Linked DNA regions of Homo sapiens: region 1 is linked to region 2. A link is a loop called in an ENCODE intact Hi-C map of the cell type or tissue named here. Cell type or tissue: mammary epithelial cell. All regions are shown on one strand. Each heading gives the region's core, and the rest is flanking DNA. Links, peaks and the distances in the headings are about the cores only. Region 1 overlaps VWA3B (von Willebrand factor A domain containing 3B). Region 2 overlaps VWA3B (von Willebrand factor A domain containing 3B).

The links. Peaks named below come from ENCODE experiments on the same cell type or tissue, not always from the same donor. Only the 100,000 strongest peaks of a DNase experiment are listed, where the experiment ranks them.
Region 1: it touches region 2 in a loop (2.2-fold over the local background); 2 of 110 quality-filtered maps call a loop at or near these places.

Annotation. Positions count from the first base shown.
Region 1 is chr2:98,170,844-98,183,405 of GRCh38, forward strand. It overlaps VWA3B (von Willebrand factor A domain containing 3B), which reads left to right. Exons shown (of 28, transcript NM_144992.5): 9 at 10,173-10,369. Among named protein-coding and RNA genes, the nearest start is that of VWA3B, 90 kb to the left of the region's middle. In mammary epithelial cell, for the core only: a CTCF peak has its summit at 5,187; a DNase peak (open chromatin) is centred at 8,558; H3K27ac peaks cover 1,659 bases.
Region 2 is chr2:98,122,462-98,135,023 of GRCh38, forward strand. It overlaps VWA3B (von Willebrand factor A domain containing 3B), which reads left to right. Exons shown (of 28, transcript NM_144992.5): 6 at 5,778-5,947; 7 at 11,363-11,478. Among named protein-coding and RNA genes, the nearest start is that of VWA3B, 42 kb to the left of the region's middle. RefSeq lists silencers at 1,161-1,270, 6,085-6,379 and enhancers at 7,523-8,349, 9,308-9,894, 9,895-10,480, 11,209-12,408, 11,880-11,939 and 1 more. In mammary epithelial cell, for the core only: no CTCF peak of the experiment used is centred there; a DNase peak (open chromatin) is centred at 5,290.

The sequences.
Region 1 (12,562 bases), core at 1,757-9,756, 48 kb after region 2:
ATCCGCCTGCCTCAGCCTCCCAAAGTGCTGGGATTACAGGCGTGAGCCACCGTGCCCGACCAGAACAATATTAAACCTGGCTCTGCCCACTCCTGTTGTGTGATGCTGGGCAAGACACTTATTATCTGTGCTTCAGTTTCCGTATTTGCAAAATGTGAATGATAATGATAATACCTACTCCACGGACTGTTAGGAAAGTTACATCAGAAAACACATGTAAAACACCTAGAAATGTGCTGTCACATAGTTAGAATGTAATGATGGCTTAAGAAAAGTTTAATCCACTCGTCTATTCTTTCCTTTATTTAGTGCTTACTCAATGTAGCACTATGGTAGGTGATGATGTAATGGTAAATAAGAGACATGGAACGGGCCCTCATAAAGCAGGACCTACATGAACCATCTCTTGCTCCGTGAAGGTAGAAAATCGGATGAACACAAATGGGGTATTTACGATTGAGGAAAAGTGGGAGCTTCTGAGCTATTCCCAGGGTCAAGGAAAGGTTTCCTGAGGAAATAACTTTGGAGCGTGTATCTGAGGGTTGAAGAGGTAAGTTAATGAGGTGAAAAGATGGGAGAGAGCCGGGAGTGTATGCCAGGAAGAAGAATAGCATATGCAAAGGCCCCGAGGCAGAAAGGAGAACAGCACTTTAGAAGAACTGAAAAGAGGAGTGTGGCTGGAGTGCAGTGTCCAGTGATGAGTCTGGAGAGGGAAGCAGGGACCCGATTGTGCTGGCTCTGGAGGCCGCGGTACAGGGGTTCACCCTCAATTTCATACCAATGGCCAACTGCTAGAGGATTGTAAGCAGGGGAATGCTAAGATCAGATTTACATTTAGAAAAAAAAAAGATCACTTTGGCTACAGGGTGGGAAACAAGTTGGAGATGAGGGGACAAACAGGATGAGGGAAGAGAATAAAGATGTTAGTACAGTGATGGTGGCATCCTGGACAAGAGTAGGAGGAGCCTGTGAAGGTGATAAATGGGCAGGTATGAGGGAGACTTTGGGTGCTGAATCGACAGTGAAAGAGGAAAAGTTCCCTTGTCCCCTTGCAGGATGTGTGATGGGGGAGTGGCTCGCTTCTTTAGTGCCCTGCTGCTCAAACTTCTAGGGGAGCATACAGATGGGCAGGCTGTGGGGTGCCAACCCCGTGCCAATGTCTAGGAGTGAATGTTTACAGCTCCTGCAGCCCCAATGGGCGTGTGTTACAGGGTGCTCTTTTAGTTTGCTATCTATAGGCAGCTTGTGTTAACCAGCTCAATTTGACCCTCTACCTTGTCGCAAGGACAGAGGCTTTCTGTATCCTGGGTTCTTGCCTTGGTGTACCAGAAGAATCGGATCACACGTGGGCTTGGAGAATGAGTGCCAGGTTTTATTGAGTGGAATTAGCTTTCAGCAGATAGGGGAGCTAGAAGGGTGATGGTTTTCCCCTGGAGTCAGGCGGCTTGGCAGCCTGGGCTCTCCTCTGACTGCCCCAGCCAAACTCTGCGTCATTCTGCTGGTCAGGGGCCTGCTGGCCAGGGGCCTGCTGGCATGCCGGTGCGTTCCTCCCGACATCCAGCCACCTGTGTGTTCCTCCTCCGATATGCTCCTCTCGATGTCCAGCTGCTTCTGTCTCTGCACAGAATGGGGGCGTGACAGGCCAGGTTGGTCTTGGGAAATGCAACATTTGGGCAGGAAAACAGAAACGCATGTCCCCACCTAGGTCCATGGGGGTGGAACCCTAGCCAGGGTCCACACCCTTCCTGTACCCAGCACTTTCCTTCCCCACTTCCATATCGTTTAAAGGGACCAGCTCTTCCCTTCCCAGCACTTCCGCATCAATAGGACTTGGGGGTGGGGGAGATGGAGGTGTCAAAAGTAAGCTCCTAGATGGATATGGTGTCGTCCACTACACTGAGAGAATGCTGGAGGAGAACTGGGTCAGGGTGGGGAATGACACATTTTGTTTGAACCTATTGAGACTGAAGAATCCTTGAGAGCCCGGTAGAGAAATAAAGGACGCAATTGACTATGTAGGTGGAGAATTCAGATACACTATTGGGGTGAAGTGAACATTCTTGGTATAAAGATAAATATAGACATATCAAGCAGGAACCCCATGTTTCTGAATCTTTGACCCCTAGTTTTTTGGACTCTGATAGCCACAGAGGTGAACATATCATCTGAGTTTTCTGTTCTGCACCAATGCTAGATGTTTAATAAGTGTACTAGATGAAGACTATTTTACCAACAGGATGACTTGCAATTTGAGAGCAGAACAAGCTAATTTACAGAGTACTTGTACATGTTTATCTTTTCAAGAGTGTCTTCCCTTTTTGCTCAAAGAAGGCTGCAGAAGAGATCTGGGGCAGGGCGCAGCTGGTTTCTTATGCAACCAGAAGCGAATGACACACTTGTCAAAGTGTTCACACTTCAGGCAAGGCAAAGGATAAAATAATATTTCTTCCCAGAACTCACATTTTCTTCAGAATGCCTTTATATATGTAGAGCTCTGTGTAGAGTCAAGTGAACTTTGACAAGGTTGATTGATAAGCAACAAGTGAGAATGCCAGAAAGGACCAAGACTGTGCTTACTCAAATATGTATTTTCCAATGGGCACTGAGCTTCGCATTTTCCAGACAAAAAGCACACATGGCAAACATTTGCAGAAAAATACCATGTAATTCTCCCATGATTCAAGATTAATTGCTGAAAATTTTCTCCCCAAATTTGGGAGAATTGGTCGATTAGCATTTTGTAGATGCTATACATATAACTTGGGAAAGATACTGGAATGCGATACAGGTATGGTGAAATGTCAATGTTAAAAATCATGTTGTTAAAAAATGACTGTGGAGGGCTGGGCGCCAGTGGCTCACGCCTGTAATCCCAGTACTTTGGGAGGCCGAGGTGGGTGGATCACGAGGTCAAGAGATGGAGACCATTCTGGCCAACACTGTGAAATCCCATCTTTACTAAAAATACAAAAATTAGCTGGGTGTAGTGGCGGGCGCCTGTAGTCCCAGCTACTCGGGAGGCTGAGGAAAGGAGAATTGCTTGAACTCGGGAGGCGGAGGCTGCAGTGAGCCCAGATCGCACCACTGCACTCCAGCCTGGGCGACAGAGCGAGACTCTGTCTCAAAAGAAAAAAAAAATGACTGTGGAAAAGCACAACAAATCTATTGAGGAATTATATTTCGTGTATTTGGACCCCTAATTATGGAAACACCAAAAATACCTGGGCAAAAATGGCAGAGTTAAGGACCTTCAAAACTTCTCCTTCATAGAAGGCATAAGGACCTTATCAGAATCAACCTTTTTCATAACTCTAGAAATTAACCCAAGGTGTGCAGCAATCTGGGAAGTGTTTATTCAAGAAAAATAATTAAATCTCAGTAAGAATAGTGAGCTGGTGGCATTTTAGCTAGTCCTATTCACATTCCCCAGCTCCAGCTCCTCACTAACCTTAAAAACGAACAGTTTGTGATCACAGTGGAAACCACAGGCTCACAGCCACTGGAGGGGGCAGGATGGGGTTGGAGTTCCTTCAAAGCTTCATTTCCAGATAATTCTCATTATGTGACCTGTTCACTGGCTCTCTGGAAGACCCCAGTTACAAAGCTTTCTTTATTTGACTTCACTCAGTTCTTCCTCAGTGGGAAAAGCCTTTTCCCTGGGAACCGTTGTCAAAAACAATGAGAGGTGATTGATTAATTTTGTGGCTGACTAAGGTTGTAGATAACAGTCAGGACAAACAAGAGGTAAACCAAAACACTTAAGATGAAAAACTGGGGAATGGGATGTCCATTGGTCTTTCCAAAGCTCTGAGGTATTCCTGGGAATCTATCATGCATAGCCCAGGCAGGCACATGCACAGGGCTGTGGGCATGCCCAGGCTATGCATATGTTCAAAAAAAGACTCAGGAGGGCCCTAAGCTCTCATCTTGGGCTGACCCTGAGGCTCTGCACAAGCAGGAAGTAAAGGCTGAGGGAGAGTTGTTAACTGCTACAGCATGGAAAGTGTGGCCTGATACACACACAGCTCCTCAGCAAGGAATAGTCCAAAAGATTTAAGGAAATCTCTGTTCAATTATTAGCTGACCACTGAGTTAACTGAGCAGAGACTCCAGTGGCTACAAATGATAAAGAATGCAGATTTTACAGAATTCAGGAGTGATAAACAAACAACCACCAAATCACAACAAACTCTGGGCAGGTGGGAGAATCTGATTTCCAGAGTTGCTGCATTTTATTATTTAAAATGTCCAGTTGTCAACAACAACAAAAATGAGGCATGCAAAGAAATAAAGTATGGACCATACAAAGGAAAAAAAGCAATCCATAGGAACTGTCCATGAGGGAATTGTCCATGAGGAAACTGTCCATGTCCAGGAGGAAGCCCAGACATTGACCTTACTAGATAAAGATATTAAATAAGCGATTTTAAATATGTCAAAGAACTACAGGAAACTATGTCTAAAGAACATAGGAAGTATAAGAACACTGTCTTACCAATTAGAGATATCAATAATGAGAGAAATTTTATTTAAGAAGCAAATAGAAATTCTGTAGTTGAAAAAAGTTCTGGAGTACAAAGTATTGAAATGAGGAACTGACTAGAGGGGTTCAACACCCCGATTTGAGAAAGCAGAACAAACCAATGAATTTTTAGATAGCTCAATTGAGGTTACCCAGTCTGAAGAACAAAAGGAATAAAGAATGAAAAAAACCAAACAGAGTCTTAGAGACCAATGGCATACCATAAACATAACAACATGTGAACAATGGGAGTCCCCAAAGGATGGGGGAGAGAGAGAAAGAATATTTGAAGATGTAAGGGCTGGAAACTCCCTACATTTGATGAAAACATTAATTTACCCATCCAAGAAGCAAAATGGATTCCATGTAGGATAAAAGACACCCACACCTAGACACATTATAATCAAGCTGTTGAAAGCCCGTGGGGTGCTCCAGAGAACATTTACCTGATCTCCACAATGAATCCGTTTGGTAGAATGTTGGTGGGTTACCATCCTCCATCTCCTTCATTCCCTCCTCCCCATTTCTTGGCTCCCCTGCAGTGCCAGGCAGATATGCTTATTGCATGGTACTTTAGCAAGTGTAGGTTGACAGCAGGTTTAGTTAGCAACTGCAGCAAAGGGCTTGACTGCTCAGAGACGAGCTTCTCTCTCACACCACACTGTCGCCACCTGGCTCCCGGATCTCAGATTGGGATGGGCTTCATCTTACCTTCAGAGAACCCACAGCCCTTGCAGCTGCTCCATGCTGAACCGGCTCACAGGGCTGAAACCTCACTCATCTCACCAGCAGGCGAGACCACATTTCTTTTCCTGACAGTTGTTATGTTTCTCCCTCCTTTCCCAGCTGTCCTCAATTCTGGTTTCCTTCCTTCTTTTCTCCCCTCCCTTCCTTCCTTCCTTTCTTCTGTCCTCCCTTCCCTCCCTCCCTCCCTTCTATCTTTCCCTCCTTTCCTCCCTCCCTCCCTCATCATCACCACTTAACATGTGAATTTCAGGTCACTCAGTCTAAATTTCCTTAACTCCATCAATCCTGTCTCACTTCCTAATCTCAATTGTTCCATATTATACCAAACATCTCCCTCCCTCCCTCCCTCCTTCCTTCCTTCCTTCCCTTCTTCGGTCTTCCCCTCCCTCCCTTCTTTCTCTTCCTCCCTCCTTCCTTCTTTCCTTCTGCCTTCCTTTTCAGCTAATTCACAGCATTCTTTTCCTGTACCACTCCCCATGTGGTGGCCAAGAGTTTGTTCATTGTCTCATGGCACCCATGATCACAGGGGTTATGGTCTCTCAAATACAAGCCCTCTAAAATGTTCTATGCAGAAAGACTCTGGGGCTAAATAGCTTTGGGAATCTTGCTTGTGGTAAGCCCCACTGCCCATTCCCCTAAGAAAGTCTTACAGAAGTCCTGTGATCAAGAATCCTTTGAAACTTTCCTTTCAAGCTCCCCAAACTTTTTGTCTAAGGAGCCCTCTTCCTGAGTAGAAGCCACTGACATGCAGTGGAAGCAGTTTCTGTGGGACCCACTCTTGGAAACATCAGACTTGGTCTAGAGTTCCAGTTTATTCATACGCTGACAGCCCCCCTGAAAGGCATGTGGGGCTAGCGTGGCAGGAATGAGGTGCCAGGCAAGTAACATTCAGTGGAGGAGGCTGGGAGAAGAGAGTTATGGTGGTGAGAAATCCCTGATGGCTGTGAGCCCCTCTGGAGCTGAACCTGGAGGGTGGGTGGATGAGGGACAGGAAGAGGAGTGGGCACTGATACCTATGCCCAATTTATCTATTTGTGTGTGGCCCTGGCTATAGCAGGGATGGTTTTCAAAAGCATTTTCCCAGTAGGTCTTTTTCATTGAAAAATGTTCTGAGATTGACAAGTGGGATGGGGAGGACAGGGCTGGTCAATTCTGTGGCATAGATGTGCTCCCTTCTCATAACAGAAAGAACATCTTTAGCAATCTGTCCTGTGGAATAGGAAAGCCATGTAATCAGGATTAGCTGTGAGCTCATACTTCTATAATAAATGAATTCTCTGTGGGTGAGAATTCATGTAACATTTTTAATTAAGATAACTGCAGGGAAAAGGAAAGGACCCCTTAGTAAGTGACGCTAGTGAATGGATGATGCCCTTCCCTGCCCCTCCCAGGAAAATGAGACTCAGCCACTAATTGGTGTAATTAGCACTGGAAGTTAAAAGATTTCCCTCCTTTTTTTTTTTCTCCTTTCTTTAGCTTTAGAGTGCCTGGGTTCTTTGGTTTTGATTGCTTGGTCATCCTTTCTTTCCTCTATGAAAGTTCAGGTGGCTCTGGCGGCTTGCCTGAACCCCCTTTTCAGATGGTAATTGGGAGCCTGAATCCTGCCCTCAGGACTGCACCGCCTGGTCCACTGTGAAGTTGGAGTCAGAAGTTAGTCTCTGACTCTTTCAAAACCCTTGCGAGGATTGGTTCGAATGTGTTTTTAGGAAGTTCTGTGGTACACTTGAATTTATACTTGATAGAGGGCTCTTAACTTTTTTAAAAGAAGGCAGCCCAAAACAGAGCAGAAGGGTATAATAAGGTGTGTGTTGCTATGGAAATAATTGAATGAAAATTTAATTTCCTACTGCACCTATTGATCAGGAAAAAAAAGGGAGAGGAGAAAAGGAAAGGTCTTCCTAAGCAGAAACACAATGAATGGGAATATAATTAATAATAATTGAAGAAAATGTCACCCCAAGGGTTTCTCCAAGGAGGCTGATCTCCCTGACAGAAATGGCGGCATCCTCTTTTTGCTGCTTCTTTGTGATGGGAGAGAGTGTGCAGGCGAACCCCAGGGACTCGGAGCTCTGAGAAGCCTCTGGCTTGAGCTCCCGGAGAAGCGTGAAAAAATGTTTTGTGATTCATGGAAAAGCCAGCTCCAGGTGTCGGGGATGCTGCTCTGAGGGGCTTTTGATGCAAGGTTGGTTTAAAGTTCAAAATCCAGAACAAGCTTCTTTGAGAAGTCCCCACTCTAGTAGGTTTCAGAGTGAATTCTTTCAATGGTGTTCTATTAAAATTCAAGGACATGGGTCTCATGAAGCATTAATGGGCAGGTCCTTTACACATTATACAGAAGGAATTGGCTCTAACATGATTTATGTCTTCCCATCTTATCCTAATTCTATATCCCCTTAAATATAGTAATAGGAAAGCCTGGGTCATATTTTTGTTTCCCTAACAGTGAGTGCTACTTTTTAATTAATAGTACTTCACTTGCATGTGTGTCTGATGGAAGCATCAGCTGATGGGGTTACCAAGTCATAACTGAGAAGCCCTTTCCACCTTAAGCCAGTGGCAAAGCTTGGCTGCACAATACAGTTGCCTGGGGAGCTTTGTAAAATCCCAATGTCCAGGCCACACTCCCAAACCAGTTAAAATAGAATCTAGTGGATGGGACTCAGGCATCAGTATTTTTTTTAAAGCTCCTCAGGGGATGCCACTGTGAAAGGTTGAGAGCCATTAATGTAAGTGGAGTTAAACAAAACTCTATAGCGCTGGTGGACATCCTACGTGATAGTTCATGTTAGAAAAAAACATTTCCCTGCCAGGAACCCCTTCTGCGTCTTCGTAGGGCTCCCGTGGTCCCAGTGGGGCCAAAATCTCAGGGTCCTTTCTGCCTTCCTTCCAGTGGTGTGCAAATGTTTAACAACCCACTCCCGGGAATGAAAAAAGCCCCGATGTGTAGCATGTGCTGATTTCCAGATTCCATAAATACTCCCACCATGGTCTCTTTCATCCTACCAAGCGGCCATCGCCCAGCATGGAGTTGGGAGATGTGCACAGCCAGCTCCAGACACCAGTGCCTCCTCAGCTTCACAGTTCCTCACCCCTCCTTTGTGTCCACCCCTGAGTAGCTCATTCTCCCTTAGGTGCTGTTCCAAGTTTCGAGTCATCTGGAAAAATAGTTTTCTGCTTGTGTGATATGCTGGCTTGTCCCGCTCAGGTAACATAACACAGTCTTCTCAGTGTAGATTACCTCTGGAAAACACCACGAGAATGTGCCTGAGGCTGGAGATGTTTAGGCAATTGGCATTGTGGTTATTCTTTTCCCTGTGAAGCTAAGGTGAGTTGTCCTAGATAGGGCACATGAGGTTTCTGAGCCTGCAGGGTGGAAAGCCAGGCTGTGAGTCAGGACACACTCACCAAGGTAACAAAGGGGCTTCAGGGGAGGCAGCCTCCTAGCCTTCGCGTGTTGATCGCCTCCACCTCATCACTTCTCTTTCCACCACATTACAGAGCATTTTCACGTGACCTACCTTCCTTCCTTTCTTCCTTTCTTTCTCTTTTTTCTCTTTCTTTTCTTTCTTTCTTTCTCTTCCTTTCTTTTTCTTTCTTTCTTCTTTCTTTTTCTTCTCTCTCTCTCTCCTTCCTCCCTTCCTCCCTCCTTCCTTTCTCTCTTTCTTTCTCTTTCTTTTCTTTCTTTCTTTCTTTCTTTCTTTCTTTCTTTCTTTCTTTTTCTTTCTTTCTTTCTCTCTTTTTCTTTCTTTCTTCTCTCTCCTTCCTCCCTCCCTCTCTCTCTTTCTTTCTCTTTCTTCTCTCTCTCTCCTTCCTCCCTTCCTCCCTCCCTCCTTTCTCTCTTTCTCTTTCTTTCCTTCATCTATCTCCTTCCTCCCTTCCTCCTTCCCTCCCTTTCTATTTTCTTTCTTTTTCTTTCTTCTCTCTCTCCTTCCTCCCTCCCTCCTTTTCTCTCTTTCTCTCTTTCTTTCTTTCTCTCTTTCTTTCTTTCTTTTCTTTCTTTCTTCTGTCTCTCTCCTCCCTCCCTCCCTCCCTTTCTCTCTTTCTTTCTTTTCTTCTCTCTCTCTCTTTCTTTCTGTCTTTCTTTCATTCTTTCCTCTTTTTTGATGGAGTCTTGCTCTCTTGCCCAGGCTGGAGCGCAGTGGTGCATTCTCGGCTCACCGCAACCTCCGCCTCCCAGGTTGAAGCAGTTCTGCCTCAGCCTCCCAAGTAGTTGGGATTACAGACACCTGCCACCACACCTGGCTAATTTTTGTATTTTTGGTAGAGATGCGGTTTCGCCATGTTGGCCAGGCTGGTGTTAAACTCCTGACCTCAGGTGATCCACCTGCCTTGGCCTCCCAAAGTGTTGGGATTATTGGCGTGAGCCACCATGCCTGGCCTCACATAACTTTTCTCACTGGATTGCTGCAGTTTACCTAGGAAGGCCAAGCAAATACTGTCTTCCAGCTGCAGGTGAAGAATCCTGCCTAAGCTCAGAGAGGTCAAGTGGAGTGACTCACCCAAGTTTGAGCAACTTGCTAGAAGGTGATGGAGCCAGGCCTTGAAGCCAGAGCTTCTGACTCCATCCTTACACATACATGGCTCCTGACACACAGCCTTGGTCTACTGGTCACCTTCACCCAGGCATGGGGCCAGTCAACTTTGGTAGAGGAGGAAGTGAAATAAAAAGTAACCCTGCTTTGCAGTCTTTTGAATTATTAGGTTGGTGCAAAAGTAGTCGTGGTTTTTGCCATTAAAAGCCTAATAATTCTTTGCCAGTCCTGCTTTGGAAAGCTGTTTTCTGAAATGAAACATGGGCTTTGTGTCTAATAAAGAACACGTTCCAAGTTGGTCAATATTAAGTTGGGGGTGTAATATGAATGGCTCATGCAGTATGAATGGCTGACAAGCTGTGATTCTACAGAGTCAGAAACAACCTCTGTTGAGATTGCATCGAATCCAGAAGACACCTGGGACTCTAAGACATGGCTGCAGAAATATGGCTTGAAGGCCCAGAAGCTATCCTTGTATGATGTGCTTGCCGACTGCTCTTTCCGCCACGCTGATGGGGTTGTGGATATAAAAGCCAAACCGGAGAATGAGTCCGTGCAGACCAGTGCGGTAGGTGAAGTGCACTCCTGGGAGGGGCTGGGGCCTCCCCTCAAGTCCTGGGTGGGTGAGGCCTCCATCGGGTCAGAAGGCAGGGGAAGGGGCAGCAGGGAGAGAAACCAGCTTGGGTTTCTGTGAAGAACAGGGTTCCTCTGTTTCCCTCCTCACCCTTCTCCAAAGGGCATCTGTGGGAGTGGAGATCAAGGCTGGGAATGAGTTCTAGACATCAGTGAGTTGTACATAAGCCAGGGGCTGGGTTTGGAGAAATCAGGCATTATGAGTTTCAGAATTATTCAACATTATGCAAATAGAGAAGCCCTTTGTTCCCCCATATTGAATGGAAAAGAGAAATTGCTGGTGAGTATGCCCAGCGCAGCAGGCGTTTCTGTGGTCCTCTTGTATTTTCCCTCATTATTCCAGTGACTAGCAGCCAGCATACAGCGCAATCCCAGCAAATAAGGAGTCAGATCCTCCAAAGGGCTATAACCATTAAAAACTTTGAAAGCTGCAGTTCTATTGTGGGTTTTGTAGGAATACAGCTTCTCCTAGTGCCTGACTCTGGCTCCCAATGAAGGACAGTGCTCGACAGCAGTGCTGCCTTAACTCCAGCATCATGCATATGAGTCAGTAGGTCCGAAATGTGGCTCAAGAATTTGCATCCATAACAACCCCCAGATGATGCTAACACTGCTGGTCCAGGGGCCACACCTTGAGAAGCAGAGAGGTGTAGAACAGGAACCAGAAGACAAGGTGTCAAAGGTTTAGAAGCATGGAAAGACTAAGAAGTGTCCCAATGTGAAATAGAAATCAGGATAAAATGAACATGGCAGATTTGCAAAACCAAAGGCAGGCTCTTTCAGGAGGTGGCAAAGTTCCAGGTACATGCTGTGAAGTGAACCTAAAATGCAAGCCCAGGGCAGACAGGCAGGTGACAGGCGGGTGACCGCAGCCCAGAGGAGACACCTGGGAAAGAAAATCAAGGCCCCCCCCTCAAATGCAGTGTCACCTCATGTATTCTTGAAGGCTCCGATTCAAAGTCAGGGTCATTACTGAGATGTTGTAACTCCAGCAGAGGGGGAACTCCAGTCCTGTTGCCACTTGTTATTAGGCTGGCCGGCCACTGAGCCCTACATGCCCTCCATGGAAAGGGCACTGTCCGTCGGGGCTATGTGAGCCACACCATGTTATGTTCTTGCCCCCTCACTGCTGTGCATTTATGACAAACTGCAAGGAAGAAAATATAAAAACTGAATTAGAAAAATGCAGAATTGATGCACGACTTGTTTCCTGGCTTACCCTAGGATGCAGGGTAATTGCTACAGCGCAGGGAAAATCTCATTTGTGGGTTTCCTCCCCCAGCACAGTTTTCTGGTTTTGTAGACATTATTCTGTAATGTTCAGGAAATCACACATAACTAAATTTTCATTTTAAAAATAGGCCAGGCATGGTGGCTTACGTCTGTAATCCCAGCACTTTGGGAGGCCAAGGCGGGCAGATCACTTGAGGTCAGGAGTTCGTGACCAGCCTGGCCAACATGGTGAAACCCCATCTCTACTAAAAATACAAAAATTAGCCAGGCATGGTGGCACGTGCCTGTAATCCCAGCTACTTGGGAGGCTGAGGCAGAACCCGAGAGGTGGAGCTTGCAGTGAGCCAAGATTGCGCCATTGCACTCCAGCCTGGGCGGCAGAGGGAGACTTTGTCTCAAAATAAAATAAAATAAAAAATACATTAGATTCTGGATATTTCAAAATATTAATCCCCATCAATTTGAACATAGCTTACTGCAAACTGACAACAATGTAGTATATTCAAGCTAGCTCTAATACTGATCATCTCCTAACTCATTCTTGTCAATTTTAAATGAAATTTTACAGGATCACTTTGAATAATTTGGCTTACAAGAGGGAATTTTACCTCAATTTTTTTGTGCTAGTCAACTGTATTATGGTAAAGATTGAGAATTATTAATATATAGTACAGCTCCCTTTTTTTTTTTTTTTTTTTTTACAAATACTGATGAGAAAGGGACAGTTTTATTTTTAGTCTTTGGGACTACATACTGAAACTGGATTCACACCTAAAATTGTGATGTGTATAAAGTAGGAAGAAACTAAGGCTGTGAAATAGGTAGATTATTTAGGGTTCCCCCAGACTCCCACTGGGCAAGACCCCCTAAATATTTAACAATAAAAACTAGTTTA
Region 2 (12,562 bases), core at 1,698-9,697:
AACACATTGCTTTTCCTTCCAAGGCCAAAAGAACAAATGTTTTCCATTAAAGAAGAACCAGATACAAGCTAGTTTGTTCCTTGGTCCTTTGAGTTTGTTTTAACATCTGTAAAATTTCAAGTGTCTGGACACCTTAATAAGCATTCAAAAAAATGGAACATTCCCAGGCTCAGGGTGTGTGTGCATGAGCCTGGGCACACAGCTGTTCTCTTTGTCTATGAACCTGGCTATTGTGGTCACAGCTGCCTGTGGCCCCCTGACCTGACTGCAGGATCCGCCAGTGACCCTGTCTTTCTGTTTCACTCCTTCTGGTTCGTGCCTCTCCTTTCTCCGGGGTTCATTCCTATTCCAGGAAGTAAGGAACAATTCAGTGAGTTCCAGGGAAGTCCTATGGAAGAAAAGGAATCAAGAAAGAAGCTTCCAGGCACTGATCATCAAATGCAGCCTGAAAGCTTTTGAGAAGAGACCGTGGAGCAGCACATGCAAGCCCTGCACAGACCGCTGTGCCCCTCTGCCCACAGCCTTGATCTGGGGGTGGTCTCAAGGAAAATTCTAGCAAATGCAACTGCCTTGCATATAAAAATGCCGTGTCCTATGTTTTATGAGGAGTTAAAAAACACATGTGTGTGTGGCAGGGGGGAGTGGGTTCCCATAAGTCCTGCTTCTCTGCTCCACACCTGTCATGCCCATCCCAGCGAGTTCTGAATTCATCCAGATGGCTGCAGTTTGCTCTGAATAGAAAAGATGGAAGGCTTAAAGAATTTTTTGAGCAGCTAATATAAACACCTAGACTGTTCCTACTGATGACAGCCTGCTGCAAGTTAGCATCTCCCTCCATGAGCGGGTGCTGAGAGGAGCCAGGAAAGTGGGCATTGTCTTGTGCCCACAAATTAACATGCAAGTCCCGTTTCTATACCAAGCCCACATGAGGAGTAGGGCTGAACCACGTGCTTGGTCATGGAGAAGGAAGATGCCCAGAGAGGCTCCTGGCCCCCTCCAGGCACAGGCTTTGTAACCACCGCGGGCCAGGAAGACTGAAACAGGAAGCAACGAGAGAGAGCCTTGAGGTCTAAGAAGAGCACATGCAGAGTGGGAGGTCTGTTGAAATGCTGGCTCGACACATAGCACTGAAAGAGCATGATTGATAGATGAATTACTGTTGTGTCTCATGAAAAGGAACCTGGCTCACTGGGAGGGCAGCACGTGGGGTCCTGGGGACATGTTTGGTGGTTGAGGGGGTTGACATCCTCAGAGACCAGGTGTGTGGACCGGCACAGAGTTTCTGCTCTTCAGTAGCCCTGGTCCAGGACATGCATCTTTGGAAGTTAGTAGCTTCCCAGGCCTCACGAGGAAGGGTGGTGTACAGGATGAAAGGGAAGGCTGTTTACCCAGAGCCCTGGTTCTAAGCTGCCTAAGAAGACCAAGGGGTTTTGCTTCTCTGCCAGGACAAGGCCACCTACCCAGAAGATACCTGCATTTCTGATTCTGTTCTTAGCCTCTCTTCTATCCACCTGCTGGCACACATCTGTTTAGTTTTTGGTTTCTTTTAATCATATTTCCTGGGAGACCAAGTGAGTGGATTAAAGACAGACCCACATGATTTCATAAAGAACCTTCACTGCTGGACTGAAAGCCGAAGTCCTGGCCACATTAATCCATGACCCTGGCAGTTCATTTATTTCCTTTTAGTGGTTCAGGCAGGCATCAGATCTTTTCTTTTTTGTGTCTCTGATGCCTAACAAGGGCTCTATAAATGCTTGTTGAACAGTGAAAGGTTGGAAAGGAAATAATTTTCATATTCTTGTGTTTGAGGGGAAGATGTGGGTCCCATTTCCAAGCTATGGCATAGATTTGGGTTTTGTGACTTGAAGTGAGATGGTCTGTGTGGGATTGAACAGGTGAATTTGCTGAGTCTTGTAGGACCCTGGTGGGGATGGCAGGTGGGGACAGAGACCCTGAAACCTGGGAGGCCAGAAAGTCGGTGGTGGTCAAGGATCCTAGGAGGGATCTGAGAGGTGAACTAGATCAATACCATGGGGACAGTCACTACCATGGAGGGAATCAGATGAAATGGGCTGAGACAGCAGAGGGTTCCCACAGGTACAGGGAGGATTTGGAGGTCAGATCCAGGGACTGGAGTTGGCCAGAAATGTTGCAGTGTTCAAAGGTGTACGCAGAACAAGACAGAATTTTGCTGGATCTTTTGCTGCTGTTCTGGTTGACTTTCTTTTTGCTCTTTGAAGAGTGAAGATTTTTATACCTGGAAGCCTAGGGGATGAGAGCACAGGCTCTGGCCAGTGGAGCAGAGGGCAGTCAGAGTAGAAGCACACACTCCTAATCTGTTTCTTTCTTCCCCCAAAAGCTGCAGCTAGGAAGATGTCAAGGACTCTTTGGCGGGGCAGAATGCATGTTACTGTGTGAAGCTGCAGAATGAATGGCCCAGATAGAATAAGGAATTTCAAGTGAAAACATAAAGGCTCCTCCCTACTTGATGTCATATGAAGTGGCAAGAGCTTTTTACTCACTCTAAAGGAGCTGAATGGAACTCATGTATTTTATCAAATTCGGTGCAAATCAGCATTTAGGGAAATGTGGTCGGTGAGGAAGCTACTCCTGGACTGAAGGCTGCTACTGAGCCTCAGGACTGGACTTTGCCTTCAAGGAGCTCAAAGACACTGGTTAAGGGAGCAGATTCCCATGAGGATAACTCCTTTAAGCCAAACAATCTCCTGGTCCCAACTTTTGGTCAGTGATGTTGGTATCTGGGGTAGGAGCCTGAACCCTTGGATGGTGGGGTAACCACAGAAGTGAAAAAAGTGACTGTCTGGGGCCACCTTCTATTGCTTGCTCTTACTTTCAGAATTCTGGGGCTCACATTCATCTCTAACAGGTGACCAGCCTTGCCACAAATAGCACAGCGTAGCCGTGGACAGCAAGGGCAGGGCTTGTGGGGCCAGGCAGCCTAGGCTTACCAGCTTCAAGGCCAACTCAGTTTTCCTTTCCAAGCCTCAGTTTCTTCATCTGTAAACTGGGCATGGTAATAATTCATGCTCCACAGGACTGTTGTATTGAGTGAGATAATTCATTTTAGTTTATCATCCCAAATAGCCAACAGTATTAAAGCCATTTTGCTTTAAGAGGCATTTTGCCAGTTTGATGGCAGACAGGAATAGGTAGCATATTTATCCTCCTTTCTGTTTTTCTTTTCTTTCTTTTTTTTTGAAACCGAGTCTCGCTCTGTCGCCCAGGCTGGAGTGCAGTGGCACGATTCGGCTCACTGCAAGCTCCGCCTCCCAGGTTCACGCCATTCTCCTGCCTCAGCCTCCCCAGTAGCTGGGACTACAGGCGCCTGCCACCACATCCGGCTAATTTTTCTGTATTTTTAGTAGAGACGGGGTTTCACTGTGTTAGCCAGGATGGTCTCGATCTCCCGACCTCGTGATCTGCTCGCCTCAGCCTCCCAAAGTGCTGGGATTACAGGTATGAGCCACCGCTCCCGGCCACCTTTCTGTTTTTCTAAGTGTCATCACGTGAGCAGAAAGGAGAGGCAGAAAGACCGTGTACAGGAGAGTGGGGGGGATAGGTGGTCTCAATGTAAAGCATGTCCCAGGAAATCTGTAGCGTAACACAGGGAGTTGACTGAAAATGTATGTGATTAAGAAGCCGAGTAATGAACTTAATGAATAGTGAATAATGTCATAACCTTAGTAAAGGAAAATAAATCCTGACTCACAGCAATTTTCAGTTTGATGAAATCTCAAGGGAAAAACATTTCTGCACAAGAACTTCAGGTTTTGGGATTAGTGCCAGAGGAAAGAAGCTGAGTTTACATGACGTGCATTGGACGTGTGTGGTGTCAGGAGTGGCTGACAGACCACCTCGAGATGTGTGTCCTCACCTCCCTCTTCATCTGACCAACCCTAGAAAATACTCTGTGTCTGCTCCCCTGTCTCAGGCCATGTGTCACTTAGATCCTTGCAACAGGATGAACCTGTCCCCATGCTAAACTTGGGCACTGCCGCAGCTGGAAAACTCGGATAAATAATAGGCCTGCTAAGTGGAAGCCGTTTAAATGTGTCTCCCACAAGGTCATGCATCAGACCAGGAGAAGAGTGAAACAGAACGCATCTGCTGGAAGAGCAGTATTGGCTGGCTACAAGGAATCTGGAGAAGATGGTTTCTTCCTTCCTTCAGGGTTTTTTCTCGCTTCCAGTTTACTGACTTGTATAAATTTACAATATTCCTCAGTCTTTTACTGCTCGATCAGTACTTTTTAGAATCAGGAGCTGGCGTTGAAAGGCCTGAGAGAAAGAGGCCTGGGAGGGGCCAGGGCTTTCTGTGCCTCAAGTGGCCTGATCTCAGCTCCCACTCTGTCCTTCTCCTAAGTCCCAGTCTGGGCCCCACCCACTGCGTCCCACCCCTATCCCTTCCACCTCCTTGGCACAGTCTGCTCCATCTGCTGCAGGCAGAGCACCCCAACCAACTAGAAATCAACCATGAGGACTCCCGCCCCCCACCCTCCCGGCCAGGTGCATTTAAGGCCTCGGATAGATACTGAGGTGAGGCCATTTGTTGACTATCTTCAGCTTATTGGGATTTGGGATTAGAGCAAGGAGAGGGTCATGAATCCTAAAGGGATGGTGACATCTATTTACCTTCTAACACAATGCATTTGCTGGGGTTTCTTCCCCCATTTATGTGTGGACACAGTCCATCGGGACATTTATAGGCCAGGTTGAGAGGATATGGATTCCTGGCTCTCCTTGGGTTTTTTACTTTCTGAGATGTATAGAAATGCACACATAGTTGGAAGTCATCCTGTTTCAATGCCATCATGAATAATAAACTGCATTATCTCCCTTTTAACAAGGGAAGACACTGAAGTTAGGTCAGTTGCCTGAGGTGACAGAGCTCCTGGGTGGCAGGGGTGGGGAGGACTGTGGAAGCACCGTCCCGGGAGGAGCGAGGGTGGCCGGGCTGCAGCAGAGCAGGAGGGGCGGCCGCCCTGAGATAGAGAGTTCTCTGTCTCTCAATTCAGCAGCTGGCACTTCTCTGGGATTGTCTGCTTACTGGGGGAGGTGTGCATCTTCCAGAATCACTGGTTTAAGCTGTGTGTGTGTGTGTGTGTGGGCGGGGGGGGGGGGGGTGTGTCCTGACACAGGGGTTGCTTATTCTTCCATTCTTCTCATGGCCTGGTTTGGCGGCAAGAAGCAGGGCACTGCAGGCGGACCTGGCATCTGACCAGCTGTGCACAGTCAGGACAGCCTCACCCCAGCTCCGGGCGTGTGAGTCCCTGCTTAGGTGAGCCCAGAGGTGGAGCCAGCTGAGGATGTGCCCTCCTTTCCACATTCTGCCTTAGACAGAGGATGCATGAGTTTGCATTGTAGGATTCTGGCACTGCCGCGGGCAATGGCAGATAAGCTCCCTGCCTGCAGTGGCTGTGCCAGTCCTTCCTTCATTGCTTGACTTGAAAATAACCACTCCGAACCTGTGCGATATATTTGTGGCCCAGAGGAAGTTCTCCAAATCTGCCAACCATATTCTTCTCGTGCCTTACCCAAGACAATAGCCACTGTTGACAGACCTTCCTGGTACCAAGCCTTGAATATCTCACTTCCTGACTGGCCCTGATGTCCTCAGAAAACCCTGGGCAGGGCTGCTATTCTTTCTGCCCATTTTTTCTAAGAGATCGTTTTGTAGAATGGGTATTACTGATGAGACTAGTACCAAGCTAGGGCATGTGAGGGAGATAAACCGTTGGCACCACTGTTTTGCAGATTGAATCCATTTACTACTTTGTGGTGGGGGATGTTCCTGAAGAATCCAAGGAGCTTCTCCTCCAGAGGGCCTTGGAGATCCCGTGTCCAGTCTACACAGTGTCCTTCAACGCCAGAGGAGAAGGCACTATAGCTTTTCTAAAGGATCTGAGTGCCAAGACCCACAGCAGGTAGGCAGAAAATGTGCTCTTGAGTGACAGCAAGCGGGTTGCCTGCTCACACAGGATCAACAGTGGGTCTTGCATTCTTCGTGGCTTTAACCAATCTGTTGCTGTGTTCTCCTCTTTCCAGTATATTATTTAGTCTCTCTGCATCTTTTCTTCTCCGTCTTGTATTAATCATGACTTTCTATTTTCTGCAATTCTTATGCTTTGACCTCTTGGTGCCTTGCTGGTCCAGGAGACCCTGTCCCTCCCAGGGCTAGCCAATTCCTAGAGATAGCAAATTACTCACTGGGGCACACTTTCATATGCAAACCAACCAGAGCCCACACTGCCAATCCAGGCTCTCTCACTTAGAACCGCTGTTCTCTACCCTAATCACTCCAGGGCCACACACCAGAAAACTCGGGACAGCCCCTACACCCCAGAGCTCAGGGAAATTATTCAAATAGCCTGCTTACCCTTCCTCTCCTGTTCCTTCCCTTGGAATCCACACTAAAGGTCCTCACCTACCTTTCCCCTCACTCCCTCTGCCTCCCGGCTGAGCCGGTGCTTCCCTGTGTGGCCTGCGTGGCACGCTGTGCCCCTCTCTCCTCCTGGGAACTGGGCTAGTCAGCTTGGGCTGCCATAACAAATTGCCACAGGCTGGGTGGCTTAACAAGTATTTATTTCTTACAGTTCTAGAGGCTGGGAAGTACTAGGTGAAGGAGAATTCGGTTTCTGGTGAGGTCTCTCTCCCCGCCTTGTAGGCAGCTGCCTTCTCACTCTGTTCTCACACGGTGGAGAGAGAGAGTGAGAGAGAGAGAGGAGAGAGAGAGAGAGAGAGTGTGTGTGTGTGTGTGTGTGTGTGTGTGTGTGTGGAGAGAGAGGGAGGAGAGAGAGGAGAGAGAGGAGAGAGAGAGGAGAGAGACATTGTGTGTGTGTGGAGAGAGAGAGAGCAGAGAGACGGAGAAAGAGAGAGAGACAGAGAGACAGAGAGTGAGGGCGCACTCACTGGTGTCTCTTCCTCTTCCTATAAGGTCACTCATCCTATAGAATCAGGGCCCTGCCCTATGACCTCATTTAACCTTTATTACCTCCTGTTCTATCTCCAAAGACAGTCACATTGGGAATTAGGGCTTCAACATAGGAATTTTTTTGGCTTGGGATTGGGGGAGCACAATTCAGTCCATAGGGGAACCATGAGTAACAAACTATCTTTTCAATGGCAGTAGGCTCCTTATCTATTGGCCTCACAATACCCGAATAGTAATAAAACCTGCATTTAAAAACATATGCCCCTGCACCCTGGGTCTGTGTGTGTGTGTGTATGTGTGTGTGTAAGTTTAGGTCTCTTGTGGAGAAAGATCAGCTACTTCTGTGGTTACAAGGAGAATTATAAAATCCTTTCCTAAGTTCTCCTTGAAATGGGTACAACGTCTTCCCAGAGCACTTGTTCTTTAAATATTTTTAAATTGATACATATTTGTACATATTTATAGGGCCCATGAAGGGGTGGGTTGCCCCTCCACACCTGTGAGTGTTTCTCGTTAGGTGGAACGAGAGATTTGGAAAAGAAAGAGACACAAAGTATAGAGAAAGAAAAAGGGGTCCCAGGGGACCGGCATTCAGCATACCAAGGATCCACACCGGCACCGGCCTCTGAGTTCCCTTAGTATTTATTGATCATTATCGGGTGTGGCAGGATAATAGGATAATAGTGGAGAGAAGGTCAGCAGGTAAACACATGAACAAATGTATCTGCATCATAAACAAGATAAAGAAAAAAGTGCTGCGCTTTTGATGTGCATATACATAAACATCTCAATGCCTTAAAGAGCAGTATTGCTGCCAGCTTGTCCCACCTCCAGCCCTAAGGCGGTTTTCCCCTATCTCAGTAGATGGAATATACAATCGGGCTTTACACAGAGACATTCCATTGCCCAGGGACAAGCAGGAGACAGAAGCCTTCCTCTTATCTCAACTGCAAAGAGGTATTCCTTCCTCTTTTACTAATCCTCCTCAGCACAGACCCTTTACGGGTGTTGGGCTGGGGGACAGTCAGGTCTTTCCCTTCCCACGAGGCCATATTTCAGACTGTCACATGGGGAGAAACCGTGGACAATACCTGGCTTTCCTAGGCAGAGGTCCCTGCAGCCTTCCGCAGTGTTTGTGTCCCTGGGTACTTGAGATTAGGGAGTGGTGATGACTCTTAACGAGCATGCTGCCTTCAAGCATCTGTTTAACAAAGCATATCTTGCACAGCCCTTAATCCATTTAACCCTGAGTGGACACAGCACATGTTTCAGGGAGCACAGGGTTGGGGGTAGCGTTACAGATTAACAACATCTCAAGGCAGAAGAATTTTTCTTAGTACAGAACAAAATGGAGTCTCTTATGTCTACTTCTTTCTACACAGACACAGTAACAATCTGATCTCTCTTTTCGCCACAGGCCCATGTGATATTCTGTTGCATGCATAGCATGTGGAATGATCAAGTCGGGATTTAGGATGTGCATCACCTTATTTATCATTTCTATGTGTTGGGAACATCTTAAGTCCCCTCTTCTGGCTATTGTGAAATATAAAATACACTGTTGTTAACTATAGCCACCCTACTTTACCATCGGAACATTAGAGCCTACTCCTTCTATCTCACTGTATGAACCTACTCCTTCTATCTCACTGTACGTTTGTACCCATTAACCAACCTATTTTTATCCCCCGATCCTCACACCTTTCCCAGCCACTGGTATTTATCATTCTACTCTCATCTCCATGAGATCAACTTTTCCACCTCCTACCCATGAGTGAGAACATGCGATATTTGGCTTTTTATACCTGGCTTATTTCCCGTAATATAATGACCTCCAGTTCCATCCATGTTGCTGCAAATGACGGCATTTCCTTCTTTTTGTGGCTGAATAGTATTTATTAAGTATATACCACCTTTCTTTATCCATTCACCCATTGATGGACACTTAGGTTGATTCCGTATCTTGGCTATTGTGAATAGTGCTGTAATAAACACAGGGTGCAGATATCCCTTTGATATGCCGACTTCCTTTTCTTTGGGTAAATACCTGGTAGTGGGATTGTTGGATTGTATGGTAGTTCTATTTTTAGTTTTTTGAGAAATCTCCATAGTCTTTCCTATAATGGCTGTACTAATTTACATTCCCACCAACAATTTATAAGACTTCCCTTTTCTCTGCCTCCTCAGCAGCATCTGTCATTTTTTCTTTTTGATAACAGCCCTCCTAACAGGGTAAGATGGCATCTTGTTCTTAAGTGTAGGTGCTCATCACAGTCACTGGGGAGCTTGTTAATGATACAGAGGCCAGGCTTCACCTTGCCGGCTCATTCCACGTCATAGAGAGAGCCCGGGAATATGAATTTTTCCCATCACTTTGCATAATACCTGCCCAGAGAGCTTGATTGAGATGCAAATTTTATAGCCGCAGCCCCAGGAATTCTAATTTTCAAGATCTGTGAAGGGCTAGAAATTTTCATTGTTAACAAGACTTTGGGACTCTAAGGACCATTGCTGTGGCTGCTCTTACGGCACTTTGAAATCTTTTAACATCAAGTATGTGGCTCCCATTCTGGGTTCCTGAGCCCCTAAGTACAGAAGGGGGCTCCCTCCTGTGACCTCGCTAGTTGAAAGAGAAGAGGCAACTGGCCAGTCACCTCTCTTGCTGTTCTCTGATTAGCTCATCTGGGGCATGCTAGAGCCCAGGGAATAATTTCCTGTGAGAGAAGCTGTGGTTCAGCTACCTAACGAGGCCATGCAGCCATGGAGGTGGGTCTTGCAGAAAAGGATGAGGTATTGATGTATCCTCCTGTCCATGCTCTGGGCCTTTGCAGGCAAGCGTAACCCATCACGAGTAGTGCCCCTGCCTTCTCCACTCCCTGCCTGGACACCCCATGGCTTCTGGTTGGTCTTGGTGCACCTTTGGCCATGGGGCCCCAGCTGGAGGGCAGTTATTCTCCAGCTGCAAGTGGCATGTCCTGAGTGTCTCAGGTTGCAGGAGGCTGCCTGGTCTGGTGACCCTCCAACTGGACTCCGGCTTCCCCTGTGCCAGAGGCTGTGTCTGGGTAGAACCACCAGTCCAAGCACAGCGCTGTGCTCTAAGGCTCAAACAGCCTGTCATAATGCTGAGTTGCTTCTGCACAAGCGAGACTATATCAGCCAGAGGAAATTTCTGCCCTGCTCCCTTTTCTAATCTAGAAAACAGATCAGAGAGTGGAAGGTCCTGGGTGCCAAAGGCCTTGACACTCAGGGCATGGGGCCTGCTGGGGCAAACCTCACCCATCTCCCCTCCTTGCCCTACAGGGCAAGGGAGCTGGACATTTCTGCTCTGGATGAAGCTCCTGCAGGAGTTGGGAATGACCAGGCTAAGAGTTCATTGGCTTTAGGAAGGGCACCAGAATGAGGCTGACATTTTAATTGCCGTCAAGTCATTATTCCAGTCTCGCCTGAAACCCTTTGGGAAGAGACTGAGGATTTCCATAGCCGCGGTGGGTTCCCTAGACTTCTCCCAACATTTCCATCCTGAGCGGTGCTTGGGATTTCTCTGAGTTGAGTGTGTGGTGCTAGGCAGAGACGGAACTCCTGCGTGGCTGGTGGAGCATTACTTGTGACTTCCTCTGTCCACCTGAAAGAAATGTCCTGCTATTTATGGACTTTTTGGATTCCAGTTAAGTGGCTTTGAGGGTGTGACTTAGCCCATCACCCTGTGCACTACATCAGTGCTTTCAAACTTTCATGTGTCTGTCAGCCCCCTGGGGACCCTGTTAAATGGATATTTGGACTCCACAGGGCTGGGTGGGGGCCTGGGAGTGTGTATTCCTAACCTGCTGCTCCTTGGACCATGCTTTGAAAAGACAGGTCCTAAAAACTTGTCTACACAGGAATGCTTCTCATTCGTGCTTAAGCCTGGCTCCTGGGGAAGTGTGTGTTTGCTGAGTTAAAGTTGACTGATGCCCATCAGCAGCAGGCAAATTAGGCAAATGCTGTCTGTGTCATGAGCTGTCCTCACTGAACCTACAGAGCTGATGGGTGCTACTGGGGCCCCTCATTAGACCCCTGGCTTGGCTAAGCTGTGTTGACATGACGGAACCCTGGGAACAAGAGAAAGAATATAAGCATAGAGTGTCATTTTCCCAGGACCAAGAAATACCATTTGGTTGAGCTAATTTACCCTCTAATGAAAGGATGAGTTGTCGGTTAAAATCCCACATCATTCACAATTCTCTGTGCTATTCTGCCTCCCTGTCTTTTGCTTGTGGAATTGACAAGGTGCAGGAAGAAGCAGTGACCATGGCTAAGAAGATGAAGATGCCCAGTGCTGCCGAAGAGCACGTTCAGTCCCAGGAGAAGGAACAAGCATGCACGGACACCTGCGTACTGCCTTCCTAATGAGCATCTCTTCACGTTTCAGATTCCACGCATTTGCCGAGAGAACAGAGTGTGTAGAATTTCCTGCATTCTCCACAAAGGATGGTGACAATGTGATGACTTGGAATTCAAGGAAACTGAAAGGAAAACTCCCTCCAGGTACCTGGAATCCAAAAGAAGTGGTGTAGCTTATGTCCCGAATAGCCTCAGACGACGTGGATCATTAGGAAGTAAAGTACGAGGGAGAGACTCCCCATGTCTTTTGTATAATGTTATTAATGTAGTGCAAGAGCAGAGTTAATGGATATTAGTGGTGAGTTTGTCAGCGTAGCAACCAGGCATAAGTTTACAATCCAGGGAAATGGCCTAAGCGATGTGTGTTTACTAACTTGAGAACCTGCTGGAGATGTGGCCCTGGGCCTGTCAATGCCGGAGTTAGTTCTTGGCAAGGCAGAGCCACTCTGCTGTGTGGATTAGTTGGGAGGCTGCAGAGAGGGTGCCTGCGGTTCTTGAGGGGGTTTCTGCTGTCCTCCCTGTGATGAAAGCAGGGCCTGCGGATGCAGCTTGAGGGAGTGGCCTGCCCCTTGTGAGGGCGGAGGCCGCACAGGAACCTTTACGGAGGCGGAATGAACTTCCCCTTTCATTCAATGAATGTGATCAGAGAACTTAATGAGCACAGAGAATGAGGTCACCAAATCAGCGGGAAATAGGCTGTGATTCAGAAAAACAGTGGAAGGTTACTCAGAAAGCCAGGAGATGGGAGTTTCTTTTAAGCTGATGAAATTGCAAAGTGCTGAAGACTGAATAAACCCCACTGAGAAAAGGAGGGAAGGAAGCCCCTGTTCGATTGTTGGATGAAGGTACCTGGTGGGTTGTTAGAAGTCTAAGAAAGCTCACCCCCACTCTCCCTCTTTTTAAATTATCAAACAGATTTCTAGCTTCATTATAAGGCAGAGAGGCTACTCTTTAGGGATAAGAGAGAAGCTGTAGCAACAGCTGCTTGAAAGATTTACGTAACGGTGCTGCAAAGGCTCCCAGGAGAAGGTTAGGTTTTCAGATGGAGATAAAAGTGAAGATGAGTCATGAGCCTGTTCCTGACACACACTTTGTAGATTCAGATTCTTGGTGTCCAAGCAGAGGAGGGGAGATGTTCCCATAGAGTTCACTGGAGGCACTACTTCACGTAATGGAAACCTTTGTTCCAATCATGAAGGGGACATCTCCAGAGAATTCGAGAAAATGC